Linked DNA regions of Homo sapiens: region 2 is linked to region 1. Evidence: chromatin loops called from intact Hi-C (ENCODE). Cell type or tissue: B cell. All regions are shown on one strand. Each heading gives the region's core, and the rest is flanking DNA. Links, peaks and the distances in the headings are about the cores only.

What was found. Hi-C counts contacts between places; a loop is a spot of excess contacts. Peaks named below come from ENCODE experiments on the same cell type or tissue, not always from the same donor. Only the 100,000 strongest peaks of a DNase experiment are listed, where the experiment ranks them.
Region 2: it touches region 1 in a loop (3-fold over the local background); 7 of 110 quality-filtered maps call a loop at or near these places.

The regions. Positions count from the first base shown.
Region 1 is chr21:14,512,649-14,525,780 of GRCh38, forward strand. SAMSN1 (SAM domain, SH3 domain and nuclear localization signals 1) reads right to left here. Exons shown (of 8, transcript NM_022136.5): 2 at 8,502-8,573; 3 at 4,244-4,393. All of the region lies in intron 1 of LOC124905053 (a long non-coding RNA gene), which reads left to right. Among named protein-coding and RNA genes, the nearest start is that of SAMSN1, 27 kb to the right of the region's middle. In B cell, for the core only: no CTCF peak of the experiment used is centred there; DNase peaks (open chromatin) are centred at 8,053 and 10,773; H3K4me3 peaks cover 1,466 bases; H3K27ac peaks cover 1,811 bases.
Region 2 is chr21:14,675,925-14,692,962 of GRCh38, forward strand. It overlaps LOC105372738 (a long non-coding RNA gene), which reads right to left and starts at 2,675. Exons shown (of 2, transcript XR_937589.2): 1 at 2,554-2,675; 2 at 761-1,156. RefSeq lists a cis regulatory region at 1,670-2,066, a silencer at 8,490-8,599 and enhancers at 10,808-10,857, 10,878-10,977. In B cell, for the core only: no CTCF peak of the experiment used is centred there; DNase peaks (open chromatin) are centred at 8,337, 9,807, 10,757, 11,307 and 2 weaker places; H3K4me3 peaks cover 1,932 bases; H3K27ac peaks cover 4,425 bases.

The DNA of each region.
Region 1 (13,132 bases), core at 4,557-12,556:
TAGACACATATTTTAGCAATAAAATACTTAAGGATACATAAGGATAAAATACAAAAGTAGTTCATCTTCAGTTCAATTTCTAGCAAAACCTTTCACAATATACTTGGAAAAATTACTCAGATGACACATTCTTTCTGTAAAATTCAGTTGAAATTATAATGGCTCATTTTTACAAACTAGGATGAATATCATATCAATATTATTTAATCAAAAGTGTTAGATTTATTGACATCTATGGTTTATCTTTTAAAGCACTTTTACTTCTTCATGTTGTCCTTATGCTCTATTTACCACCATTACTAATCCATTGAGATCTGATCCTACAAGCTTAAACTCTGCATAGTTGTTTCATGTCAGTTATTTGCATCCTACCAGATCACTAGATATGAATAAAACATGTACATTTTGCAATTCTAAAGCAAAGCTTATCTAAAAAGCTTTACAAATCTAATACCATGCTTGCCACCTAGTCAAGTGAGAAGCAAATCTTGCATAAAATTAGAAAAGACAGACAATTTCAAAACAAATTATATTTTCTTGAAAACATCTCCAATGTTTTCCATATTTCAATAGTTTGGATTAAACCTATGAATTTCTTAATATTCATCAGAATGTAATTCAACATTCTTTATTTGTGAGCATTTCTAAACATTGATAAAACTTCAGAATACACAAATGATATACACTCAGTTTGATTCTCCACTTTTATCCATTTCTTTTTTGATTCAGTCATTCAACACAATTTTATAGAACACCTCCTAGGTACTGAGCAGTGTTCTTGGAACTGGGGATTTTCATGGTAAACAAGATAACAGGGTGCTTGCTATAATGAAGGATATTCTATTGTGTTAGCTGTGTGTGTTTGTGTGTGCGTGTGTGTGTGTCTGTGTAGAGTATTTGGGGAGGTGTGTCTAAACACAATAAGACAATTTCAGAGAATAGTAAGTGTTATGAAAGAAATAAAACTGGGTGATGTGAGAGAATTTGTTGCTGAGGTTAGGGTTAGGGGTTGGCTGATTTAAATGGAGTATCCTCCAAAGACCTCTGCCATACAGTAATATATGCCCTGAATTATTGACCTAAAGGATAAGAAGATGTAACTTATGTGAAGCTTTGGAGACAGTTTTCCAAGCAAAAGGAATAGCAACAGCAAAATAATTGAACTCAGAATTATCTTGGGTTGTGCAGGGAAAACAGCAAGGCTAATGTAGTGTGAGAAAGGAGAATATTAGTGTGTGAGTTCAGGGAAGTAGACTGGAGCCACATCAAGAAAAGCTTTATAGACCATGTGTGGTGGCCATGGAAATGTGCCACTTAGATCTCTTGCTGCGGGACCCTTCTTTACTGACAGTCCCAGGACTGCCCCTCTGTATCCATCACTCCATTTGCACTAAAGCCATGCTCCCTTTCAGTAACTGAAAAAATAGGGGTATTGTTTGAGCCCATTCTAGTGGAATGTAGGGTTCCTGTAATGGAAAACTTTAGTATAAGAATCCTCCATCAATCTGACCAAAGCTTTCTCAGTATTCTGCTGAAGTATGAGACTCTCTCTACCTGATTCTTCTTCCTTTTCCTCATCCTTTTACAGATGTCAGATTTACGTTGCAGTCTAAAGGCTTTCTCTTTAGCCTTCCTAGCATTTCCTGTCATAAATCTGTGGTGTTTCTACTCTTTTTCTTGGGATCTAGAATGAACACACCAAGTAAAGAGGTTCACTATGAAGACACTGAAATTTTAACCATGACCTGATTTCCACTTGTCAGAGATATTTCTGGCTTTCATATGGAGAATAAATTTTATGGGGGAAAGAATAAAAAGAATGGAAAGCAATTAGGGGATTATGATAGTAATCCAGGAAAGAAAGGTTGGTTATTTAGTCTAAAGCAGGAATAGTTTACATGGAGAAATTAGGGAGTTTATATATACGTGGTAATACAATTCAGAGAATTTACTGATGAATTAGTGTGAAAAGTGAGAAAAAGAAGGAATTTAGGGTGATTCTTAGATTTTCTTTTCTTCCTATTTTTTATATTTTTGTTTTTATTTATTTTGGGGATCAGTGTTGTCTGCTGCCACTGGGAATACTGGATGAGAAAACCATTTTTTTTGTAAAAGTGTAGAGAATAAATATATTAGCTTTGGATATATTAGGTTTTGGATGTCTACTGGACATCTAAATGAAGATATCAAATAAGCAATTGATTGTATTAATATAGCAGATAAGTGAAGAGGTCATAGCTAGAGATATAGTTGTGAAAAACAAAATCATGAGAGTAGATGAGCTGACTTAAGGGGAGAATGTAGATTCAATGGAGCATCCAGGAACAAGCCTCAGGAAGATGTTTCAAGGGATGAGAAAGAAAGCAGAGCCAAGAAAGGAAGCTATGAGGAAGAAGAAATGCCAGAAGCATGCCTAGTCAAAAAAAAACAAGAAAAGTGGATGTTTTATATGTAAGGAAATCAGCACTTGGGTCAAATACAGTTGAAAAGTAGTAAGGAGAAAGAAAAGTGACCATTGGACCTGGCAACACAGAGGTCACTACTGACGGCGACAGCTATTTTAATGGAGTACTGGAGACAGAGCCCTGTTGAAGTGGATTGAAAAAGAGAATGGACATAAGACATAAAAATCAATAAAGTAGAATTGGGAGTCCATAAGTAAACTCACTTATTTATGATCCATATATTTATGACAATATATTTATGGTCAATTGATTTTTAACAAGAGTACCGAGACAATCAAATAGGAAAAGAATAGTCTTTTCAACAAATAGTGTAAGGACAACTATATATCTACATGCAAAAGAATGAAGGTGGACTCTTCCTATATACTGTACAGTAAAATTATCTTGAAATAAATGATACACCAAAATTTAAGAGACTATTGGCCTCTTAGAAGAAAACATGGGAATAAATCTTCATTACATTAGATTAGACAATGGTTTGTTAAATATGTTACCAAAAGCACAAGTGACCAAAAAAAGATAATTGGACTACAATAAAATTAGGAACATTTGTGCTACAAACAACACCATCAAGAAAATAAAAATACAATCCACAGAATTGGAGAAAATATATTATATTGCATGTCATATATCTGATAAAAAACTTGCATCCAGAATATATAAAAAACATTTAAAACTCAACAATAAGAAGATAAATAACCCAATTAAAAACGAACAATGGATTTGAAAAACACTTCTCCACAAAGATAGATAAATGGCTAAAAAGCACATGAAAAGATTCTTGACATTATTAGTCATCAGGGAAACGTAAAGTACAACCAAATGTAAATCAAAATCACAATGAGATTCCACCTCACATCCACTAGGATGGCTAGTATTAAAAAGACAGACAATAACAAGTGTTGGCAATGATGCAGAGAAATTGGAACCCTCATACATTGTTGATGGGAATGTCAAATGACACACCTGCTTAAAAAAACAATTTGCCAGTTTCTCTATTAGACATGGAGTTACTATATATCCAAGAGAAATGAAAAAATATTTCCACACAAAAATTGAACAGAAGTATCTGTAGCAGCATTATTCATAATAGCCAAAAAGTGAAAGCAACCCAAGTAATCACTAAGTGATAAATGGATAAAGTAAATGTGATCCATCTATAAAAGGAGAAATATTATTTGGCAATAAAAAGGAATGAAGTACTGATACTTGCTACTAAATTAATGACATGTTGTTCTTCACATTGTTCTTCGCATCACATTCTAGATGCATGATCTTTTTTTTTGTTTTGTTTTTTGAGACGCCATCTTGCTCTGTTGCCAGGCTGAAGTTCAGTGGTGCAATCAGGGCTCACTGGAACCCCCGCCTCCCGGGTTCAAGCGATTCTCCTTCCTCAGCCTCCTGAGTAGCTAGGACTACAGGCGTGCACCACCATGCTCAGCTAATTTTTGTATTTTTAGTAGAGACGGGGTTTCACCATGTTGGCCAGGCTGGTCTTGAACTCCTGACTTCAGGTGATCTTCCCGCCACGGCCTCCAAAGTGCTCGGATTACAGGTGTGAGCCACTGCACCCAGCAGATGCATGATCTTTCTGAGTGTCAGTTTCTTCTGTTAAAATGAAAGTAATACTTCCTTCCACCCAAGTTCTGGGCATAATGACTGAGGAAGAAAACAAATGCTTAAGTACTTCATAAAGTACCAAGCACTTCTATAGTCTAGCTGAATAGTTTAAGAAAGTTTTAGTAGAAAAATACAAATGATTATCAGAGAATATTTACCTTTTCCTCAGAAAGGGCTTTGATGTACTTTTTACCCACTTTTTTCTTCATTGTCCATGAAATAGCTCTCATTTTTTTACCCAAACCGCCTCCATTATTTGAAGTTTTACTTTGTTCTCCACTTCCATTTGTGGGATCTCCTTCATGTGCCTAGTTTAGAATTGTTTACAAAAGACAAAATAATAAAGCAATAAAAAACATTGATCTGAAATCACTGTTACAGAGAACATTCTGAGTTTGTGGATTTTGCATGCATTCTGTGCAGCAGCCTCCAAAATTTCTAACAATCCGGACATAACACATATTTTTAAAGTTGTCCAGCCCTGGTTGCTTGTGTTACGAACTCAGAAAGTAAAATTCGTGATGTTAAAGGACTTGAGCCTCACATCTGCAACTCTTTTAGAGAATTTTGACTATTTTTTAAATAGCTGTATTGAAGAATCATTTTATTCCCTCTTCTTGAGATGAACAAATAATATTAAACACCAGGTATAAGGAGTTCTTATGTCTACATAGATGAGAAATATTTTATTGGAAGCTTTAGATAGGCTGTAGCATCTATCTGTGTTGAATAGGCCTTAAAATATCCTCTTGCTTCTCATAGAAATTGAGATGATTGTGGTTATTTTAAAGAAGTTTTTGTGTTAATTAAATCCACTGAGAAATGTTAGATTTTTTTTCATCTTAGTGTGCACATTTCCCATATTCGCAAGCAATAGTAAATATGAACTAGTTCCAGCCATTAGTACAGAAATCTTCATGTAATTCACATGCTATATTAATCAAACATCTTATTTGGACTGCTTCAGTCTGTGCTTAGGAATTTTGTTAAACCAATGACTCAGAATAAAACACTCTGTTCACAGCCACAAGACTCTATATGTCATAACATAAAATAATGTTCTGTCAATATAATTAATATATTATGTGATATATATTACATTATATAGAATCTATATGAAATAAAATATCCTCACTACCCACCTTGCCCCTCGCTACTTCTCAAGTCTCCCTCGCTCACTAGATCAGTGGTTCTCAAAATATGATCCCTGGACCAGCGGCATTAACATCACTTGGGAGCAGTTTGTGCTTTAGCAAGCTCTTCAAGTGATTCTGATACTCGCTAAAGTTTGAAAACAACTGTAATAAAGTATTGCCATGCTAGCCCCCTTGCAGTTTCTCTATCAGGTTCTCACCAAGTTTGTATTTGCTTTTGCCATTGGCTTCCGCCAGATATCCAAGAATTTCTTCCTTCAGTCGTCCAGGTTTCTATTCACATGTCATATAATAGGAGAGTAATTTTCTGATTGATCACCCTCCACACTTCCATACATCCTGTTTATTGGCCCTGATTAATTATTCCTCTAAGCAGTTAACATTACCCGATAATATGTTTGTTCATTTGATTATTGTCTGCGTCTCCCACTATGATGCATGCTCCATGAGACTTGAGACTTTGTCTGTTTTCTTTGAGTGTCTAGAGTACTTCCAAGCACAGAGCTGGCACTTGATATTATTTGAATAAATGAAACTTCTCATGTAGAACGTTGCAGATTTTTTTTTCTTGGAGGACATGTTTGGGTTACACGTCCTAAAATACCTTATATTTGCAAGAAAGGAAACTTGAAGGACATCTAGTTTAACACTGCCCACCATTACTGGTAGGTGGACAGGTAGTCATTCACTGAATATAAAAAATGATGGGAAACTTCTCTTTAGTGAACTTGAATATTTTAATATAAAAGTTTAACCACATAGTTAACATCATTATTAATCAATATTATATTTTGCTTCATATCTTACCCCAAATTGCCTATGATAAATATGAATGGACAGCCAATTTAAACCCTCATTGCACTTTATTAATTTCTACATTCAAGGTTGAAATCAAGGCAAAGATTCTTTGCTTAATTCAAAAGTCCTGAATAAAATTTAATTCGGAAGCACTTTAAAATTTTAGAGTTAGCCTTTTTCTTCTCTCTACTTAAACTTTCTCTGTCTTCATTATAAAATTACTTTGCTAACATAAATAAGAAATGTTAATTACTACTTGTGTTACTCTACCATTTCTAAGCTTCAGAAAAATGTACCACACATATTTTTCAGGTTTTTCTAGCGTTATTTACAGAAGCTACAAAGAAATTATGTTTATGTCTTTTGAGTGTTAACATTTTTCTATGCCTTTCTCCATAGCCTGAATTAAATTTCTATTTAAATATTACTTATGGTTTTGTTCTTGTCTTTTTAAGATTTGTCTTCCCCTATAGACTCCAGGCATGAAGTAAGGATTTTCATGTGTTGTTGCAACAGTACTTCCTGAGTGTCTAAGGGAAAACCTGTCATAGAGTAGTTATTTTTTGAATGAGTGCTGGATTGTTGAAAAATATGCACACTATTTTATTAGGTTTGCTAAATTCTTTTACAAATTACTAGGCCACCATTATTAACCAATGAACCTGAATGAACATGAGCTATCTTGTACAGGTTAATTCCAGAATTATAAACTAAATAGCAGTAGAATATATGTATGATTGTGGAGAATTAAAAATTTATACAAAATGCCAACTGAAAATAAAATTATATACAGTTTCTCTCTCTCTCCATATATATACACACACACACACAAACACATATATGTGGCCAGGGGGAGATTTATATGTATATATTACATTTATTACTTACAATTATGTAAATGTTGATTGACTATACAATTATGTACAAGTTTACTCATAAATGTGAATATATACATAATAAATTAATAAAAGGGATCATTACTGAAATTAAATTATTTTAAAATATTACAGATAGTTATATTTGAAAATAAGCATAGGATCTAAAAACCTATTGATCTAAAAACCTATTGATCTAAAAAGAATATATTACCTGTAAGGTTGCTGAATCAGGTTCAATGGTAAACAGTATTTTCAGTTTTCTTAGTAGACACCCCTTCTCTGTACTATTTTATTAGTTGTTGTTGTACCTGTCATTAACCACTTAGCATATGTGGCCCCTACTTTATGAGATAATATGGCAAACTTTGGAGTCAGAGAAAAGGTTGATTTCTGCCTTTGTCATTTACTCACTCTGTAATTTAGAAGTAATTTTATTTGATGAAGCAAGCATATTTCTGCAATGGCAAAATAGATATACTAATAGTTCCTATGTTATAAATAGGTAAATTGTTATAGATAGATAAAGTTAGCATTGTGCTTATTTCATCGTGAGTGCTCAACTAAATGAACATATTATTGAAATTATTACGTAAACTTTATTTTATGGGAAGCTTTTCTTAAGCTACGGTTAAAATGTTCATAGTGTACAAATGTGTATGTAGCACTCACCAATGGGATGTTTCAGTGTACATTGAAGTGTGAGAGTCCAATTGAGCAGCTGTATGCTCTCCTTAACAAATTTACAGTTGGGCCACTTAATCTTGTTCTAATTTAAAGCAATTACAACTTACATAACATTTTATATATATCTATCAAATAATGTGTATAAATACAATGTATGTGTATGTGTACATATATGTATACTCACATTGTTTTATAGTAGAAATACTCAGGAAATTTGGAATTGTCAGTGTCAGTTTGAATTCTATCTTTTCGGGTTCATGTTTTGCTTTCCCAAACATCTGTTAGGCTTCTTAAAATAAGATTTTACTTTTAATGCCCTGCACGGTACTGGGTACTGATAGAGACAGGAAACAGCCAACGGTCCCTTGCGAAACCTCCCCTTCGAGCCTAAAACAGCTTGAAGGCTGAAAAACCAGACTGATGATCCTGGATGAAGCCCACCCTTTCCCAACTGATTCTCTCTTAATAATGCCCACCTGTGCACTGGGGGAAGGGGACGGAGCTATGGGAAGGTCGTGTGGTTTGCTGCAGGGAGGAGCCTGGCCTCTTTTGTTGTTATGTGGTAGCCTGGGATTCAATCTGTAAGGTAGGAGCCTGCTAGCAGGACTCTTGCTTTGTTGAGAGTTCCTCTTTTTTTTTTTCCTTTTCACCCGATATACCCTGCCCTACTCACCCTACAATGTGTCTGTGTGCCTAAATTTTCCTGGTCGTGTGACAAGAACCCATTGCTTTCCACAACAGTACTAAATAATGGTTTGTTCATTTATCACAAAAACATATGCAAGGCTATAATTTTAAAATGTATTCATTTTTCTTATTTTACTTTGCAAAAGTGACATTGTCTTCATAATATTTCATAATGTGTTTGCATAACATTCATAAAAATGGAATAAACTACGAACCTCAGTTGAATCATCTGGTTTTGATAAAGAATTATTCCGAAAACGATCGAAATTCCCAAAACTGCTGCTTCGCTATAAAATAGAAAAGAAAAAGCAAAGGAAACTTAGAATTTATTTTCACTGTCCAAACTGATAAGTATATTAGATTATAGTTTAATAAGCACCGTCTCTTGCAAATACAGGCTTTAAAAAGCTCTTCTCTCTGGAATATCCAAAGGCTGTGAAGGTATACCTATTAACATTTTTATATTTACAGTTGATCAAATGTCTTTCTACGCTTTTTGTCATAGCGTTAAGTAAGCACCTTGGAGAAAATCTTGGTTAAATTATTTTAAATTTTTTATTTTAATTTTGCTCTTTGAAGTGGCAGCTGAAGAATCCTTGAATTCCAAACTAAAGCTTCTTGAAATGAGCTAACCACAAACTTAACAGCATGTAGTACTAACCAACCAACCAACAAACAAATAACAACAACAAAACACAAACAAAAAGCAAGCATCTGAGTAGATCCACCATTACGCCTCACAAAGATCAAGTTTGTTCACACGCTGGGGCCTGTGGGGTGGAGGGCAGGGAGACGGAGAGCATCAGGAAAAATAGCTAATGCATGATGGGCTTAATACCTAGGTGATGGGTTGACAGGTGCAGCAAAACACCATGGCACATGTTTACTTATGTAACAAACCTGTACATCCTGTACATGTACCCCGAAAATTAAAATAAAAATGAAAATAAAAGACCAAGTTTGTTTAAAAAAAAAAAAAGAACATAAGTGCATTTTCTATTACCAACTCTTGATCATTTGAAGTTCTCTGCTGGGTATCAGAAAAAGAAGGCACACACACAGACTTACTAATAAATTGAAAGCAGCATTTAGGTATGCACAGTCCAAGGTTGGGAGTAAAATGGAATTTTTCCACATTTAACATAGAATTACAATGAGATCTCTGGGTCAGTTTCATTCACTGGTTTTGAGAAAAAGCTCAGTATGTTAATAGAAGATGTTGTCTTGAATACCTTTTGCTTACAAAGCTACATTTTTATTATGCAACTCAATGTAGGCAGGCAATTATAAATAATTTCTGATATGCAACAAAATAAATGAATCCCTTAAACATATTTTAAAATTCTTTTGAGTCATTGAGTCAAAAAATTGATATTTCCTCACTATCTAATTTTATGCATTGTTTGGGATGGTGGATATCTGATGTTGGGTTCTTTGTGTACTCATAAATCCCGAGACTATTTTCTTTCTAAAGGACTTTATCTTATTTCAAGTTTATCATATTTTAAAAACAAACTGGTGGTACTGACATATAATCTGGTAATTTAGAAAATTAATAATGGGAGTCAGTAATCTATAAAACTTTGTACAACAAGGCCTCCCTTAATGCTCTCAATGGGATCTCGGAAATTGCTACCTTAAGCAAAACCAGGTGTAACAAAATCCACTTTACCATAGGCTACTTGAAATCACAAGTTCAAATAACAAGTTCCTGTGATCTACTTTTCATCACAAAAACATCATCAAATTTCTAAATAAAGACCCAAACACTTCTAATGGTAAACACTGAAACAAATGCGATCCATACATATATTTAAGAAAAATTAATTTAAAAAATTAACATAATTATTTTCCCAGTTATTCCAGCTCAGGGTTGCTGTGAGTGGCCAGAGCCTATCCCCACAACTCAGGGCACAAGGCAGGAACCAGCCCTGGACAGGGTGCTGCTCCAACGCAGGGCACACTGAAGCACACATCCACACTCCTCATTGTGGAACAATTTGGACACGCCAATGCCAATTGACCTGGAATGCACTTCTTTGGGATGTGGGGGGAAACCCACACATAAATGAGAAGATTGTGCAAACCCTGCACAGACAGTGACCCTGGTCAGGAACTGATTTTTTTTTCTCCATCAATATTATTATAACAAAATGATGTTGGAGAAAACTGTTTTTGGAGGACCTGCTATATTGTCCTTTCAGAAATCACAGCCCATTTTAGTACAAGGCAACTTCAAGGGCTCCTAGTCCCTAGAAGCTCTTATGTCTCCCTACCAGCTATCTTTAAAGATTTTTGTTTCCCTTTTAAAAGAACTGAAATAAAAAGATCCTGACCTCTGGCAAGGGGTTAGCTTGATAGACAGTGTGATACAGAATATTGCCCCAAGGATGATAGCTGTGTTAGACACAATTAACGCCTTTTGCTGACTTGCCACCCCGGCTGGACGAGCCCTTCAGCCTGTGGTGAGAGGAGCAGAAACGAAAGCTGAAACTGAGAACCACACTGGAAAATACAAACTCTTCTTATGTAGTACTTACTAGCCTACAGTGGCTTCCCAGAATATGAATCACTCCAACTTGCCTAGGAGGTGTTTCCATCTGGCTGTCATTGCTCAGCAATCACAGAAGGGAATTGAGCGTATTGTTGTCCTGCTTATAAACAATCTGAACACACAGAAATCTATTACTCTTTTATATACTTGAAACCATTCTATGGCTGATTGGAGCCCATGCCCAAGGCAATTTTGTAGCCTATATATAGCCTGTTAAATATTAATGAGAGTAAGGGTGCGATTTCCACAATGGGATAATGGGTCCTGTTGCACAGGAGGGCACAGAATAGACTCGTTTCAGCATTTTGCTACACTATCTTCTTCCATTAAGTAATCAATAGCCACCACCTTTTAAAATTAATTCTCCCCTCATTATATCAATAAAGAAAAGCAGATTTAGGAGTCGTGGTTTAAGAAGGACACTGGACTATTACTTTGGGTTTTGTCAGTCATCTCATCACTAATTACTCAATAGCTTTATGCCATAGGAGTATATCAATCCATGTTAAGACACCCTTAAGAAGAAAATCTAAATATTTAAAAGAACATTTATATTTGTTCATTATTCTCTAGTTTAAAAGTTAGTAACTAACTTTCTCAGATGGTTTTATGATGTATAGATTATGGCTTATGACAAAAAAGGACTAATGTCTACTATGAGGTCTGGACAATGAACACATTTATGACTTCTGTTCTTGTAAAGTTTTATGATAACAAGGTGAATTATATGGAAACAAAGCTTGCTTCCTAAATAATAGTACTTAATAAATGAGAATGTGTTTGAATATTGATAATGTTGTTTATATAATTGTAATGTATTAGACTTAGTAAATATTATCTTATGACAGAAGTTCTTATCAAGACAGAGTTATTATATAAATAAGCAGTGTCAAAAAGAAGATGAGCTTAAATAAAAATGCTATATATATTTTAGATAATTCTTTGTGTCTGTTGACTTTAGATCATATTTAGTCTTTATACTCTACACGAATGTTTCCAGTCTTTCCTTATGCAATTAGAAATGCATTTGTAAAATGGCACAATACCTATAAAGGGAAATTTGGCAATATCTAGCAAAATTACATATACATTTGCCCTTTGTCCCAAGAATTCCATTTCTAGATGTCTTTATCAGCAATACATTTGTATATGAATTGTTTACATTTCCATATTCACTGTAGCACTTTTATATTATCAAAAAGCTGTAAAGCCTAATGTTCATCAAGAGGATACTGATTGAATAATATATGGTACATCCACACAATGCAAATGTATGAAGCTGTAAAAAATTAAATACATCTTTTTATATGCAACAGAATAACCTCTAGCATACAGTGTAAGGAGAAAAAGTAAAATGGAGAAAAGTGCAATATATTGAAATACATCTAATGTCAAAATTCATGAGTTCATAAGGATACTAAAAAGAAAAATGCATCAGTTACATTGGGAAATGTTATAATTATATTCTGAAAACTAACAAATAAAGGGACAACTTAGACATTTAATCTGCCTTTCCTGTATGAAACCTATTTCATCAACTAAATAGTTCATCAACTAAATAGTTGATGAGGGGAAATTGTTCTGTATATGTTCATACTTCAGCTAATCAATTAAAAATGATGAAATAATAAGATTACCATTTTGCAAACCCCTAATGCAATGTTGGATCCAGGCAATGATCATCAATGGCCACTAAAATCACACAAAAGGAGATAACCAGAATATGTGCTTTGTGATGGAAGCATTAAATACAACTAATGAGATATTGTTTATAAGAAAGAAAGGAAGCAAGAAAGCAATCACACCAAGCTCTGTATCTAGCTACCACATTTAAGGAAAAAAAGAGACAGAAGAGCATGTTAAATGTTACCAAGAAGATACAGTCAGTCGGAAAAAATACAGACAAGAAAATACAGAGCAAAACAACCCAGCTTCTTCAGCAAATCAATATAAAAAAATTTTAAGAAAGAGTTAAAGTATAAACTGAGAGACTTCAGAAACATATTATCCAAGTATAATCCATGAATCTTGTTTAAATATAGATCAAATAAACCACTATACCAAAAACATCAAAAGACAACTGGGTAAATTTTTTAAATGACTAGCTATTTGATGTTAAGGAAGTAATGTTACTCTCTTATATACAATTTGAAATAATCTAGCGAGGAGCAGCAAATGTGCGGCTATGAGGAAGAAACACAATTGGCCATTCTTGAATCATTAGCTGGATGGTGGCTATATGGGGGTAGATTTTACTACTCTCTAATTTTACATATATTTAAAATGTTCCAT
Region 2 (17,038 bases), core at 3,703-11,702, 160 kb after region 1:
GCCAACAGCACTTCCTGTTTTCATATGCGGATAAGCAGACTCTCGTTAGAAACCCCAACTGCCAGAGAAGACAAAATGCTTTACTTCTCTCAGACTGACGAGGAAACAGTGGCTAACATAGAAATTGTTATTGTCCAGAAATAAAAACAAGCTTTCTTTAAATGCTAAGGAAAAAAATAAAGATTTAGTATTTTCCTCTGGTTTCATTTGCAAACATCTGTATGCACTGTTTTTCTTCAGGATACACAGTTGAAATGTCATATTACTGGAATCTGGAGATCACTTTGATTAAATTTTGCCTTGCATAAAGCAGGCTAAAAGAAGTTAACCCTAACTGCCTCCACCAATAAGAAAGAATGTATCTGAATTCAGCACAAATGGAAACTTGTAATGTTCTACAGTCAGGTGAGAATGAGGAAATGCTCAGATCTAAAAGGAGCTGTTGCTGTAAGGAAACCATTTCCTTGATATCTGCATGTTCATCATCTTAAGTCTCAGGCCCCCAGACAGCTGTCTCTTCAACTTCAGGAAATTAGACGCCAAAAAGAAGACCTGAAAAACTGAAACATGCTAAGCCTGTACGTTGCACAGGGGCCAGGCAAAACTATATTTAGGATTAATTTTGAGAGCTCTGGGTGGTTTTTGTTTTCTGTGTTGTGTTGTTGTTTTTAATTTGCAGGGAAGCCTGGATGTTAGAGTGATTCGTGTACACATCTTAGGTAGAGAAGCTAATAAGTAGATGTAAAGAAGTAAAACCGAATTCATTAAAACCTAGAGCATTCATTGACTTGTTTATTGCTGAGTGCTGAGTAGCAATCCACACACGGTGCAGTATTTATTTTTTTCAAAACAGAAACCCCCATAACCTATATGATGTTAACAAAGGGAAATTGCAAAACAATAACAAAAAAAGCATTTTGGAAAATAAACTCATTTTCTTCGCATTCTTCTTTCCATTGCTTCTGAAAATGTTTGAAAATCAGTAGCATTATAAACTTTACAGTCTCATTTCCCAAATTGGCTTTCTTCTTTTTCTCCTCCCAATCCTTGGTTATATTTGTCACCTTCTGTTTCTATAGCACATGGCTGAAGACCTAGCATTGCATCTGCAACAAGTACTCTGACTTTCTTCATGAATATAAGTTTACAGGAATGCCTGTATAAAAAAAAAAACCCATAGTAAGAGATTACAAATATCACATCCCTCTTAAATCAGCTTCCTGACTTCCTTTATCCCTTCATGGGTCTGGTATGTCAGCAACACTTGACAATGTGAGGTTAAACTACTTGCTCTGCTTATGATCTCATTCCCTCCTGCTATCTCTTTCAGAACAAAGACCTTATACTATCAGTTGATGAATTTTCAGCCTCTTTGCCTCTACCTGTTATATCACTGCCATCTACACATCAGCTCAAGCCATTCCTGTCTTTAAAAAACACCATCTCTGACCTTAAACCTTCCTCCATTAACCATCATTCTCTTTTTCCTTCCCCTGAAAGCCATGTTCTTGCAAAGACTAATTTATAATCACTTGGTCACTGCATTTATTGTTCAGTCTACCATAATTAGAATTATGTCCCATCATTCTATGGAACGTGATTTGCTGAAGGTTATTAATGATTCAAATTTTTCCAATCTAATACACTCATTGCGGACATCATCTATCTGGAGCTGGTAGCACAGTTGAGAGAGAGCTTCTTTACTCCTAGAGCTGGCTCCTCCCTTGAATGGATAAACCATTCTCCTGGTCTTGTGCTATCTCTTGGACCGTTCGCTCTCAGTCTTCCCTACGGCCTCAATTCAGCTGACTCTGTCTACTGCTTAACATCCCACAGCCACCACTGCTGTCTAGCTCCACTCCTCGATCCCCAGTCCTGGAAACCAGTCTTTGAAATCTTCCCTTTACTCTGGCAATTTTCTCTTCACTCGTCTTGCTGCCTCTATTCTCTTTCACATCCACTTTATCTATCCCCTCACTGTCAGCGTGATCTCTCAAAATATGATGAAACTACTTTTATCTAAAACCTTTAAACTCCTTCCTGGAACTCCTTATCATGTTCCCTTAGCACAAATTTCCCCAGTAGCAACCCTGAATAAGGGTTTACACGCTGATAGTTTATTTGGGAGCACAACGAACACCAACAAGGGAATGGGGAACTGATACACAGACAGGAAGGCAGGGAAGACTAGAGCTTAATCCTGCTACAATATCCTGGGGAATTGCTACAAAACTCATGTCTCCGAGTTATCCTAATGAAGGGAGAAGGTTGTGGGATACATATACAACAAATCTAGTCAGTCTGCTTCTGGGTATGGGGGGACTCACTTCCGCAGCACTTTTGGGAATGGGACGGGGGGACTCACTTCCTTCAGCACTTCTGGCCTACCAAGAATGGCCAGAGAACCTTCTAGAGATCCAACAAAGCCCCAAGGCACAGCTTGAAGTTGGCCCTGGAGCACAGTGAACTGGGCAAGGTACAAAGATATGGTGAGACTCTGACAGAATCTCCAACACGTGGCTTACAAATTTTATTTATGTCACATTATCTTACCCTATCTCTTGTGGCACCCTGACTCGCCTTCTTGCACACACCGTAGGGAAAACCTTGGATCTTGCATGATGTATTGCTCTGCTCTAGTCTGTGCATCTCTAGAATGCCCTTCTCCTCCTTGCTCACTGGTCAACACCTGATAATTCAACAGCCATCTCAATTGTTACCTCTGTCACAATCCCTGTCCTGAAATTCCGGTGGGTACTAACCAATGCTTCCCTTGAATTCCCACGTGCTATGCTCATGATTTGATTCCCTCCTGCTGTATAAATATCGATACTACAGCCTTGAACACTTCCCTGCAAGTTATGTTGCTGTATGCTGCTAAATAAGCCTTTGGTGCTAAAGCAGTGAATTTAGGTCACAGAAGCTCCAAATATAAAAATAAGATGCTGTATTTCAGGTGAGCAATTACTCCCATAACTATTTGTAGTGAAGTTGCCTACTATACTGATTTACCTTGTTGAGCAAAGTAAACCCCTGAACATATGACTAAAATTCAAAGGTATAAAAGTCAAACAATAGAGTTGGACCTTATAAGAAGAGTTTCATCCCAAGAGTTAAAACATTTTATAGAATTTTCAATTATACTTTGCCCTTTGGAAACACCCACTTTTATGACATAATAAAAAAATGCAACAATAAAAAATGTTGACATAATTGGCCAATCCCCACCCCTACCCACACACCCACACTACATACAAGACAATGATGGTGTAGCCCGAAAGAATCTCATGACTGTGGGACAGCCCTACTTCACAAGGGCTGGTGATATTCCTTAGTTAGAGGATGACATGCATTCTGCATTTGACATATGCAAGATGGATCAGGGATATTTCAGTAAAATGTATGAAAAAGCAGGTTGTGTGAAAATTGAATGTTGCTATAGCAAACAGCACTTGGATTATATTAAGGAGGAGTCTCTGGAGGTTAGAAGCTTGTCAAATTATTACTGTCAGAACAAAGAGATCAGCATGGCCTCTTGAAGCCAAAGTCAAAAACATCAATTTGAGAAAAACTGGATAACAAGAGGGGTAAACACATTTTTTTTTATTGAATTACCTCGTTTGCATGTCGGGAGGGCATATTTTGAACTAATTTTATGGATTCTCAGGCCCTTCAAGGTACAATGGAAAGAACGTTAAACTTGCAGTAAAGGATTGTATTAGTCCCTTCTTGTGCTGCTATAAGAAATACCTGAGACTGGGTAATTTATAAAGGAAAGAGGTTTAATGGACTCACAGTTCCACATAGCGGGGGAGGCCTCACAATCATGGTAGAAGAGGAAGGAAAAACAAAGGGGCATCTTACATGGCAGCAGGCAAGAGACAGTGTGCAGGGGAATTCCCCCTTAGAAAACTATCAGATCTTGTGAGATGTATTCACTTTCATGAGGACGGCATGGAAAGACCCACCCCCCCATGATTCAATTACCTCCCACTGGGTCTCTCCATGACACGTGGGGATTATTAAAATTCAAGGTGAGGTTTAGGTGGGGACACAGAGTCAAACCATATCAATGACCGTGGCACCTACTTGCCTGCCAACTCCTTTCAATCAATAGCATAATCCCTTCCTTTTAGGAACTGGTCAAGGATCTAATTTTAAGTTGTCTTTTTTTCAATGCCCTGTCTCAAGCCCAACCAAAGCAAGTGATATTAAATAGGGAAAGTGTAAAACAATGGTATGCAACCTCACTGCACATTAGAATCACCTGGGGAACTCATAAAACCTATGGATGCCTGGACCCATCCAAGATTAATTAAAAGAGATAAAGCCCAGGAATTTTAAAATTCCCTCCAGGTGATTCCAATGTGACTTCAAGTTTATGAACCACTGACCCAGCGGCATAGGCATCGCCTGACAACTTGTTAGAAATGCAAATTCTTGGGCAAAAATGCAAATTTTTGTTTCAGACTCACTGAAACAAAAATCCTGTGGGTGATGTCCAGAAAGCTGTGTTTTAACGACTCTCCAGGTAATACTAATACTAAAATTTGAGGACCCATGTCCACCTATTTTCACTGATGCTTTATCTGCGTGTTTTTAATCTATATTCTAGCTCCCCAGAGAAATAGCTAACAACCTCACATAGATATTATGCCTAACCTTACACTTTTACTAAAGTTCACTACAGAAACCCAATGAAAAGAGTGGGCTATATGTGATTTAGAATTCAAAAGCCATAGATTCCAAAGCAGTTTGCCCATTTGCTAGAGAGGTTACGTTCAGCAAGTTCTTAAAAGTCTCCAAGTGTCAGTTTTCTCAGCTTTCAATGAGAGTAATAGTAGTACTTATAGCAATGAGCTGTTGGGAGGAAAAAATCAGAATACCGACGTAAAGCTCTAGTATAACGTCTCATATATAATAGCACTCAGGAAAGGCTGGCTCTATAAAGAAACTTTCTGAAAATTTGAAAATATATAAATAAATAGAGAAAAACCTGGAAAAGATTGTATCAATTAAAACAAATCATTCTCAGGATTTAAGACTAGAAAATATCCTGACCATATTAACTCCTATTAGTCTATGAAAGATGTACGATAGCTCATTGTTTCTTTCCCATCAGAGGTGGTTAACATGAAGGTCAGAACTGGGCACCAAGCTATAAATTGGTAGTAACTTTACTGAACTTAGTTATTATTTTTTCATATTACATGCACTCATTTATAATATAATTTAGCTCCTTATCTGTAATGTTTGTTTCAAAACAAATCTGTGTATTATTTTAAGAAACCACAAATCCTTTTGAAACAAAGGCAAAATGTGAAGAAATGATTAATCGTGTTGCCTTAGAAAAATCAAGAACCATGGAATACTGTGCAGCCATAAAATGAATGAGTTCATGTCTTTTGCAGGGACATGGATGAAATAGAAACCATCATCCTCAGCAAACAAACACAGGAACAGAAAACCAAACACTGCATGTTCTCACTTATAAGTGGGAGCTGAACAATGAGAACACATGGACACAGGGAGGGGAACATTGCACACCAGGGCCTGTTGTGGGGGAGGAGAGCAAGGGAAGGGATAGCATTAGGACAAATACCTAATGCATGTGGGGCTTGAAACGATGACAGGTTAATGGGTGCAGCAAACCCCCATGGCACATGTATACCTATGTAACAAACCTGCACATTCAGCGCATGTATCCCAGAACTTAATAAAATAAAATAAGAAAATCAAGAACCACTATGTCCGTATCTCATAAAAATCTTTGAGTCTGTTTCATAATATTCCTTCTTGGGGTAAATTTTGTTGCTAGAAAATTTACTTTCAATGGTCCCTCTTTAACAAAAAACAGTAATGCTCACTCTTTTAAAAAAATAAAGTAAAAAAAAAATTATTTCTGCCAACCCACCAGATTTCACAATGGTAATGTGGGCCAACCACAAATCAGTTATTGTGTGCTCCTTCAATGTTCCCCTCTGTGTATATTTGAACTGAGATTACTAAAATAGATAAATGTGCATTTTTTATTTTATAAATAGTTTGTACAGCTCTGTATATAGTATTCTTTGTCTATATGTGTGTTTGTATTTAAGGATATGTTTATGTTTTTCTCTCTCTAAATGATAGAATTGTGGATTTAATTTTCTACTTTCTAATTGCTGTATTTTCAATTGTTTTCTGAAACAGTATATGTTGCTTTTTAAATCAAGGGAAAATACAGATAATTTAATGCTTTTTAGAATTTCCCATTAAAATAATTTCCATTCAGGAACAAACTAGAGAACAGTCTGAGAATGTGTGATGGTTGTTGTCATCCCAGTACTCCTATTCAGATGACAGGCCTGATTCATTCTCCTGCAAAGAACTTCTGTGTATCATTGTCTGGCATGCGCTTAAGGAGTCGTGATTCTCTGCCCATGTTTTCACAAAAGTAATTCTCCACTCATACTTTCTGAAAACTCTCTACCTTACTATATGCAAGTTGGGTGGATATTGTGTGGCACATGGAAAACTCTATTGTTTTGCAAAGAATATGGGAGAAGATCATTTAGGAACAAAAATGCTATTAATTATTCTGTCAGATATACAGGTGAGATTTATGTGAGTTTAATGTTGTCTTTTTCTCAGCTGTGCTATCCCTGACCTAGAATTCTAGAAATAATAGATTGCTAGATAAAAGGCTGATCATGCATCTCCACATCTACTTTTTGCCAAGCCTTTAAAACTAGGCCAAATATCTTACTCTTTCAAAAAGTTGTCACATTATAAGTGAAAGCTCTAAAGAAAGGCTTTTGTTTTACAGCCTAGATGACTGAGTGTATCTAACATGTCTGTACATAAACGTAGTTGTATGGGTACCATTGAACCAATGTTCAAATTAGATAGACACTTCAAAGACATTAATATGTTATTGTAACCTAGAATTAAGAAAGGAAGTTCAGACTAAAAGTTTATACAGAAATATTCAGTAGAAAACTGAAAACATTTTTAGTTATTTAAATTTGCCTTAAAAATAAACCTACAAAATGTGGATCAAGTAGGGGGATAAATATATGACAAGAATAATATATTACATATGTCATACTTTAGTGTCTCTGAATATTTAGAATTAATAATTGTGGCTATAAAATGGTTATAAAAACTGTTTTAGCTAATTAAATTTATAATTTTAGACAATAGTAGGGTTACATTTTTAGCTTAACTAATCTGTAGATTCCTCTTCCTGTTAACAAAAGCAAAAGAAAGAAAGGAAATGAGGAAGAAAGGAGGGAACAGGGAGAGAGGAAGGAAAGGAAGGAAGTGCTGTGGTCTGAATGGTAGTGTTCCCCCAGAATGTGTGTTAGGACCTAATACCCAATGTGATAGTATTAAGAAATGCAGCCTTTAGGAGGTGATTAGGTCACCTCTTAAATTAGGTTAGTGCTTATAAAATGAGGCCTGAGGGACCCTGTTTGGCTGTTTTACCAAGTTAGGACACAGAGAAGGTGCCATCTATGAGAAACAGGCCCACATCAGACACCAACTCTGCTGGCACCTTGATCTTGGACCTCCCAGTCTCCAGAACCATGAGCAATAATTTCTGTTGTTTATAAATTACCCAGTCTAAGGCGTTTTGTTATAGTAGCCTGAATGGAGAAAGCAAAAGAGGAAAGGAGAGAGAGACAGAGAGAGAAAGAGAGGAGAGAAGAAGGAAGGAAGGAAAGAAGAAAGGAAGAAAGGAAGGTAGGAAGGAGGGAAGGAAGGAAGGCAGGGAGGGAGGGAGGGAAGGGAAGGGGAAAAAAACAAACAAGCGAGAGGGAGGGAGGCAGGGAGGAAGAAAGGAAGGAGAGAAGGAAGGAGGGTAGGGGAGAGGAATCTATTTCTTTTCTTTGTTTTTTGAGACAGAGTCTCAGTCACTCTGTCACCCAGGCTGGAGTGCAGTGACATGATCTCCACTCACTGCAAACTCTGCCTCCTGGGTTCAAGCAATTCTTATGCCTCAGCCTCCCGAGTAGCTAGGATTATAGCTGCATGTCACCACACCCAGCTAATTTTTGTATTTTTAGTAGAGACGAGGTTTTACCATGTTAGCCAGGCTCGTCTTGAATTCCTGACCACAGGTGATCTGCCCTCCTAGGCCTCCCAAAGTGCTGAGATTCCAGGCATGAGCCACCGTGCCCGGCTGGGAGGAATCAATCTCTTAAATGTAGCAAGGGCCTTTTGAAATCTAAATAAAACACAAAAGGGCAAAACATTGACTAGCCGAACACTGGTCTTCTGACCCATCTGGGGTCTCAGCCTGGGCTACACTGAGCTACTTCTTGTGGTGCCTTGAAGTCAGTTAATTTCACTTCCTGTTTTCTGGGCCACTTCACCTCTCCACTATATCCAATTAATCAATACTTTCTAGTAATACCACATCGAATAATAAAACTCACATCAGAAGCCACCATCACTCCCACCTCATTTTTAATGGCCCATGCCTTATTGACCAGCTCTGTAATTACTTACCAGGCTCACTGCATGCCATTTACTTTAGCACCAACAAACTCATTCCCTTGCTGACCGGTGTGGATATGCCACTCCCCTACCTAAGTCAGTGCTTTTTCTTCATCTAAAGTACCATATGTTAATCTGGAGTTTGAGTCTTGAAATACCTTCTAAAATCTATATACATTTGGGTTTTTCTGCATCAGTGCTTATTTTTCTTGGTTGACAATGCACTGCGTCCTTCATATTCTAAAACAGGCCTGGAATTCATTCAAGATGAATATCTTCAGAACAAAGCCAAAGACTTTAGCATAGACTGCAAGAATTATTTTTGAGATAAAGTTTCAATCTTGTTGCCCAGGCTGGAGTGCAGTGGCACGATCTCGGGCTGCCCGGGTTCAAGCAATTCTCCTACCTCAGCCCCCAGAGTAGCTGGGACTGCAGGTGTGCGCCACCACGCCCGGCTAATTTTTGTATTTTTAGTAGAGACGGGGTTTCACCATGTTGGCCAGAATGGTCTCAAACTCCTGACCTTGTGATCTGCCCACCTTGGCCTCCAAACGTGCTGGGATTACAGGCATGAGCCACTGCGTACAGTCAACTGCAAGACTTTCTATGATCTAACCCCAAAAGACCTCTGCCATTCCAGGGTCACCATCTGCCCCAAACACTTAATGCCCAGCCATATCATACTCCTTTTAAGGTCCTCTAACTGCACCAACTTTCTAACTTTTCCATGTTTTTGCACATGTTGCTTCTCCTTGTATTTTGGACTCTTCACCATCATTTATTGTCCAACTTCAACTCCCTTTTCAAAATCAAATTAGAAGTCACTTTTTCTGTGAAAGTTTCTCAGCCTCCACTATGCTAATATGCAGTTGATAGCTTTATCTTAGTTTGCTGTGGTACCTGGGCATATCTCTATCATGACAATTTTCAAATAATATTGTAGGTGTGTATGCAGCTGGCCCACTTTGAAGAGTGGGCTACCAGAAAAAAGAAGTTGTATTTTATTCTTGTTGGTAATCTCAGAGTCCAGCAGTATCTAACACTTAGTAAGTGCTCAGTCAAACTTTGATGAGGCAAAGAGCATAAAGTCAGCTGAGCAAGAAGACAGAGACTTTTGATGGAAACAGAAAACTTCAGGGCCATATTTCACTCATGAAAACCATCCCCAGGGCAATAACTAATTAATAGCAGGCATTTGGTAGAGGCGTGTTGCTGAGAGTGAACCCCTTTAAAAATCGAAATGATAGAAAGTTTTTAGTTACATTATGCACTGACAAATTACTTGAGCAAAAGCTGAGAACTAACTGTCTGCTTATAGCAAAAGGAACTTGAAATAAGGAAGTGACATCCCAGGGTGCAATCACATGTTACTTAAGAAATTCAGCAGAATTTTAGCAGTAGAAAAATTTAGCAATTGAAACCAACCCTGAATAGAATTCTTTTCTTAGTTCCAATTGGCTATGTATAACCATTTACTCACAAGGCAAAATTGGAAATTAATATTAGAAATACCTATCATTCCATTTATAGTAAATAATTATGCTGGATTTTACTATATATTGAGTTGCAGATACAGTTGTTCCCAATCCATAATTATGCTTCGTTTTTTTGTTTTTTGAGACGGGGTCTCGCTCTGTCACCATGCTGAGAGTGCAGTGGTGTGATCTCGGCTCACTGCAACCTCCGCCTCCTGGGTTCAAGCGATTCTTGTGCCTCAGCCTCCTGAGTAGCTGGGATTACAGGCATGCACCACCACACTCAGCTAATTTTTGTATTTTTAGTAGAGATAGGGTTTCACCATGTTGGCCAGGATGGTCTCGATTTCCTGACCTTGTGATCTGCCCACCTCAGCCTCCCAATGTGCTGAGATTACAGGTGTGACATAATTATTCTTAATTAACCATTTTGTTGTTTGTGGTCTTATAAAATCTTTAGTTAAAAGAAAACCTGACTGTCACAATCAAGGTTCCAGGCCCCGGAATGAGGGACGCCAGATGAGAAACGAGACTTAGTGATGATTTCTATAACAACATTTATCCCAACCACACATTACATTTGTAATCTCTTAGACCTTGTAAAGGGGATTTTATTAAAACTACAAAAAGTAAACGTATATGGATCTAAATAATTAAGACAGAGAAGATAAAGTTAGCATCTGAGGCTGCAGGTAGGATGGATTTCAGCTGAGCTGGAACTAGAGCAGAAGCAACCTGTGAGAAGGGTTATAGACAGACGTGCGAAAGAAGGTGTTTAAGAAGTGTTGCAACTTTCATTTTCACATTCTCAATGTTCTCACTCTGGTTTTTGTGTGACCCCAGACTGATATGTCTTCCAAAGCAGTACCCAATGGCTGGAATTCGTGTACATTATCATTTATTATTTTAAATGTTTTCAGAGTTATTGTGATCTCTTCTGCCACACCAAATTTATGCAGAGTCCTTGGCAAAGAATGTAGTGGACTTGCCCACATTCCACTCCATTCCCTGTCCTCTGACCTTCAGCACAGACCACAGAACAATGGTTGAGAACGCAGACTATGGGAGCCAGACTGTCTGGTTTCCGGTGTCCGTGACCATGAGCAGACTGTGTGCTTTGCATTCTTCCATCTGTCTAATGGGGACAATAATAGTTCCTCCCAGGCTTGTTATAAAAATGAATAGTTACTGTCAACTCTAAGCAAAGCTCTTAGATCAGTTCCTGGAGCATCACAAGGCCCTGTATGTGCTTGCAAAATAAATAAATAGCTCCACTTTGGGCAGGTAAAGTGAAGTGTTGAGTAAATTGTTTCTTCATAGTGAATAAAGAAACGGTTATGGAATGCCCAGCATAAGCCTTAAACACATCCACTCTTCCCCCTGGGTGAAGCCAACAATGATACTAGGGGGATAGTTATCATTCCTGCCTGCAACCCAGAACTGAGGAAAGAGGACCAGGAAGAATATCAGGGCTCCTATAACCTTACCCTTTATTTTTGCAAATAAAGGAACTGAAAGAGTTTAAAGAATTTGCTGAAAGCCACACCACATATTTAGTGTGAGTCACAAACCCATTTCTTGTGACTATCAGCTTAGCTCTCTCCATTATACTCATGTCATTAGAGTGGTTATGACAGGAAAGCAGAAGAAAGGCCAGGAGTCCAGGGGTTCCTTGATGAAACACCATGGAGATGTAACAGGCAAAGAAAGAAGATGGGGCCCCAAAATATAACTTTCTCTACCAGTTCTGCCAGAACTTCTCAGACTGGCTTAAGCAAATAACTTTGCACAATTTTTTCATCAGCTAAGAGAACAGTTTATGAATGCCTTAAATAAATTTGACTATTTTTTAGCTTAATTGATAAGAAAATGCATTTCCATTTACAGAAACTAAAAGTAACCTACTTGAAAACTCAGTCCTCAAGCTTTAGAGTTTGCGTGCACTCTGTAGGAATGCATAACTGTAGGAATGGGGTTATGATTTGCCTTTGGGAATTCTTGAAGTGAGTCTGTTTACTCTTGTATTTCAGCACCTAGCCCAGTGCACAGCATTCAGTGAATATTTCTGATTTCCTATTTTAGTGTATATCAGCGGCCCTCAAACTTTACTGAACATGAGAATCACTTGGCAGAGCTTGTTAAAAAAAGGTGGATTCCCTCAATACAACCCCTAGAGGAGAATGGCCCAGCAGGCCTGTGGGGCATTTTTAACAAGGTGCTCTTGATTCTGAGGGAGGCAGTCTTACATAATGCTCAAATTGGAAATATAAATAATAAGCTCATATCAATTTGTCACCTTTAGAATTTGAACCAAAATTTCCCCCACCTACACATGCCTCACAAAGCTATGTTATAGGTGCTCTCTAACTCACACGCCTCAGGGATCCCATCAGCACCATGTTTTTTTCTAGCCAGAATTCTAATGAAATGTAAGAGTAGTATTCTCCTCATGCAAAACTTAATTCTGTCAACTCTTTCTCAATATTTGGTTATTTTTGTTAGTGAGGCTTAATTGCAGAGAGCTGTTTAGAGAAATGTTGAAGGGCTAAATTTGACATTTTCAGCACAATGGAAGATTTTTGACCTCCTGGACTAGAGACTTAGTCAATATATCTTCAAGTCTATCCTTTTGCTTGTTTTCAAATACTATAAATTAGGACAATGATCTCAGAGTAGGGCTCACATCATGAGAGGCAAGGTGACTGCGGAGCAATTATATGACTGATACTAGCCTTTGAGGACAGGTTTCCACCAGAAGGTTGTCTGGAGTCAGTATGAGACATTCTGAAAACAAGTGATGTTTCACATGCCCACAGATACACATTTAGGCCCGAATTCTCCATATTCAAAGGTCTACGGGGTTCCAGTGCTCACCTCTGGGGGCTTTTTTGTTAGTAGATTTGGCTCTCATAACAAGTGACAAGATTATGGCTGACACTCAAGTCTCTGGCTTATGTGGAAAATGTCATTATTTACAATTTTCCTCCTTTGGAAATATTAAAGAAAATACGTTTGGTGGTTTAATTATCATCAAAAAGTAATTGAGGGAGACTGGGTACATAGAACTATAGTAGGAGTTAGAAAGTGTAAATTAATCTATAGAAAAGTGATAGCTCTAGAAGGCTATGCTATAAACAAAGTAACAGACACACTGGCCACTGACAAGTTAAATAAGAAAGAACCTAACATGAATGTAAGTACAGAGTCAAGTATCTGTTGAGTGGATGGACGCAAAGGAATTTGTGGATTTACTACTTTCCTTACACCCTCTACACTTTCCAAAGCGTGACCTGGCACACTTGAATAGATTCACTGTGTGCTGAAAGAGACCACTCTTATTGCTATTTCAAGGGAAATATTTTAAGACTTGAGATATTATAGAAACCTGAACAAATAGAAAATGGAAAAAAATAATCGGAGAACAAAGTAATACAGTCTGCCCAGGCTTGAGTGAAAATCAAAGTAGCATGGTGTATTAGTCCGTTCTCATGTTGCTAGTAAAGTCATACCTGAGACTGGGTAATTTATAAATGAAAGGGGTTTAATGGACTCACAGTTCCACATGGCTGGGGAGGCCTCACAATTATGGCAGAAGGCGAAGGAAGAACAAAGGCTTATCTGACATGGCAGCAGGCAAGAGAGGGTGTGCAGGGGAACTGCCCTTTATAAATTTGATCTCCTGAGACTTATTCACTACCACAAGAGCAGCATGAGAAAAACCCACCCCATGATTCAATTACCTCCCACCAGGTCCCTCCCACAACACATGGGGATTATGGGAGCTACAATCCAAGATGAGATTTGGGTGGGGACACAGCCAAGCCATATCGCATGGTATTCATTGATATGTAAATGGAACCAATAATCAACTAACAATGATAAGCCTTGTACTGAGAAAATGACAAAGAAGAAGTATATAGGGCCCCTGTTTTTAAGAAACTTACAAACGATTGGTAGTGAAGACAACATAAATGCATATAGATTACAAAAGTGTCAGAAACAGGTATGTGCACATAACATAGGACAGTGGCAATAAAGTTCTAAAAATTAAACAAAGTTTGGACAGAGATAAACGGCCTGGTTTCATGGAAAGGGGTGTGGGCGATGTTTTAAGTGAGGGCAGTGGCAAATCTTAAAGTAGGAAAATAATAAGGCAAGCAGGATGGCATAGTTTATGCCTGGCTGCAGACGGGAGGTGAGAGTGATGTGCAACACAAAATAAGAACAGCAAGGTACGGGATGAACAAAGAAAGAGAGTCAGAACATTTTATTTTGATGCAAATTAAAACTAAGAATTCTTTTCAAGTTATTTAAAGACAGTGACATAATCAAAAGGATGATTGCAGAGGATCATTCCTTCTACTTATAATTGGAGGAGGAGAAGGAAAAAAAAGAGTTGAGTTCTGCTGACGTTTTTAATCCATTAATTTTAAGGCATCCACAAAGGACAAAGTTAGATCAAAAACGTGAAAGAAGTTCACAACATTTCATCAGATGCCCAGGAGGTCTTGGCAGTAAAAATGAGGACACCTCTGCACCAGACCATGTCGCCTGATTGAAAAAACAAACAAACAAACAAAAAAAACCTCCAAAAAAACTCTTCTTCCATGGAAACAAATAATGTGTTCCACTTCTGCCAAGGTCATTCTGCATATACAGATGGCTTAGGTGGCTCAGTGTAGTTAACTCCTCTCCTTTGGCAGGGGAACAGAGATTTCCATCATATCCTTCTCTGCTCACTGATATCTGGCCCCCAGCCTTGCTTGATCTTGATACTTTGGAAAAACTGTGTTGTCTGTTGTGGTGGTTATTTTGGTTTCTCTAATCTTAATGTCTTCTATAACAATTATTAGTGGCAACATATAGATGAAGCCAATTCAACATTACCTCGAAGAGACGAAATGCTTCATCTTTGCCAAAGATCTCAATTGCCAAAGTTAGGTGGCTGGGAGAAGTCTGTTAACACAGCTCCCCTTGGCTGGGATTCACTCCAGTGTTTGTAATTTCTCTGAAGACCCATTGAGCAACCTGGCCTGAGTTTGAATTTGTGCAAAAAAGCCTCTAACCAGGTGAGTTGCACATTGTTTCCAGCTCATTAGAGATGTTTTGGACAACTTTTCTAATGAGGTTTGACATTTGACTACCATGGCATATGTGTCTTTCTCCACCATGTCACCCTCCCCCTACTCTGTGCTTCCTTTGCTCTTGCTCAATTTTGTGAGTGAATCATCTGATCTGTGCCTTATATGACCATGCTCTAGTTTGATTAATCTCTCTCATCAACGCTCCTTCCTGAATCCTCTGATTAAATCTGGTCTTCTCTCTCCCCACTCCATAATACATGGGACCTTTTAGCAGCTATTAATTATTTAAAAGAACGTTACTTTCTATCATGCTCAAGTTGGTTGCTGCAGTTTTCTGTCCACCACGAGGCTTCTGTTAAAAATTATTGAACCCAATTAAGAAAGACTTTCAAACACCAAGTTCTAAAAATCTATAGAAGATATTCTTTTCCTGTTACATCGACAAACTTGATAGGTTGGGGGAGGAAATAGATACAATATGTCTCACCAAAATATACCTCTTTATTTTATCCTAAATGGCATATGGTACTCACCAACAGATTGAGAAAGTGTTATTTACATCAAATTATCAGCAGGTGACTGTAAAACTTCTAGGGGTCATTCCCAAGGAGGATTTACTAATGGGTATTTCTGATCCAAGCAGTCAAAATTCTGGCAAAATTCTACATATGTAAGTCCTTTATATAATGTTATTTTTTAATTAGCCCAGTTCATGAATTACTGAAAAGTGACACAATAAATTAACTAGTTGTTTGGCTCAAAACACACACACACACACACACAAAACAAAATGGCTGGACTGATTTTTCACCAATTTGACTGAATTAACTGAAAGTTTGGTCGTGGTATAGAGTCTTTAGTAAATCTGCTCACTAATTAATTTTCTGATGGTGATGAATTAGCTGATAACAGCTAAAATAAGACATGACCTTTATAAGCTGAAATCGCCTGTGGGTCTAAAGAGGATGAAGTAATAATATAGTGCCAGGTGCAGCTCGCATCAATTAGGTAGAAAAAAATAAACGATCCAGAGAGAGTTAGACTGACTTGTCTAAGCCAGGTAGGCTTCTGAAGTCAGAGCTGACCCCACTTCAAACGTGGCATAATAATATGGCAGTGTAACTAAGAGAAGCACGGTGCTTAGCTGTATTAATAGAAAAACAGCATGTCAGGAAATGATGAAATTCTCATTAACAGTTTCCAAGCAGGGCTGATATTCAGCTAGTAAGTACCAGGGTGGCATTCAGGTAAGAGTGTTTATGCTGATCGGTCAATGTCCATCAGTGTTAAATATTTAAGATTCTGTGTATGTGAGGAAAGTTAGTGTTATAGGATATATTTTGATACCAATTAAAGGGAAAGTATGATCACTGTAAAATTTACTGAAGATATGGACTCTACTCTTGCCTTTTCCCTTAATAAGAGCCCAATGCAAGTTATCTCTGTAACCCTTTGTTTCAGTACAGAAAGTTGGACGAAATAATATTGATTACCACTTCTAGCTCTAAAATTATGACTCAAGGAAACCTTGTCTCTGAATTTTTCAAACTGAATAGTTTCATATTTAATTTAAAATACAAAATAAGGTCTACGCCATTTATACAAGAATTGTGTCTTTAAAAAACCCCGAATCTTAGACATTTAGTAATATTTAAAATTTTGCATTACTGCTATGTGAATGTGAATTGTATGCCTCTCCATAATAGTAAAAATATAAATGAATAACATAAAAATAAAACTTTATCATCACTCAAAAAACCAAGACATCGGTTGGGGACACTAATGTGAATGTGTAATTTTACTTTTCTTCCTTCTCTTTTTATTTTTTTAATTTTTAAAATTTATTTTATTTTAATTTTTTCAGACAAGGTCTCACTCTGTCACCCAAGCTGGGGTGCAGTGGCACAATCACAGCTCAATGCATCCTTGACCTCCCAGGCTCAAGTGATCCTCCCACATCAGCCTCCCAAGTAGCTGGGATTACAGGCATGCACC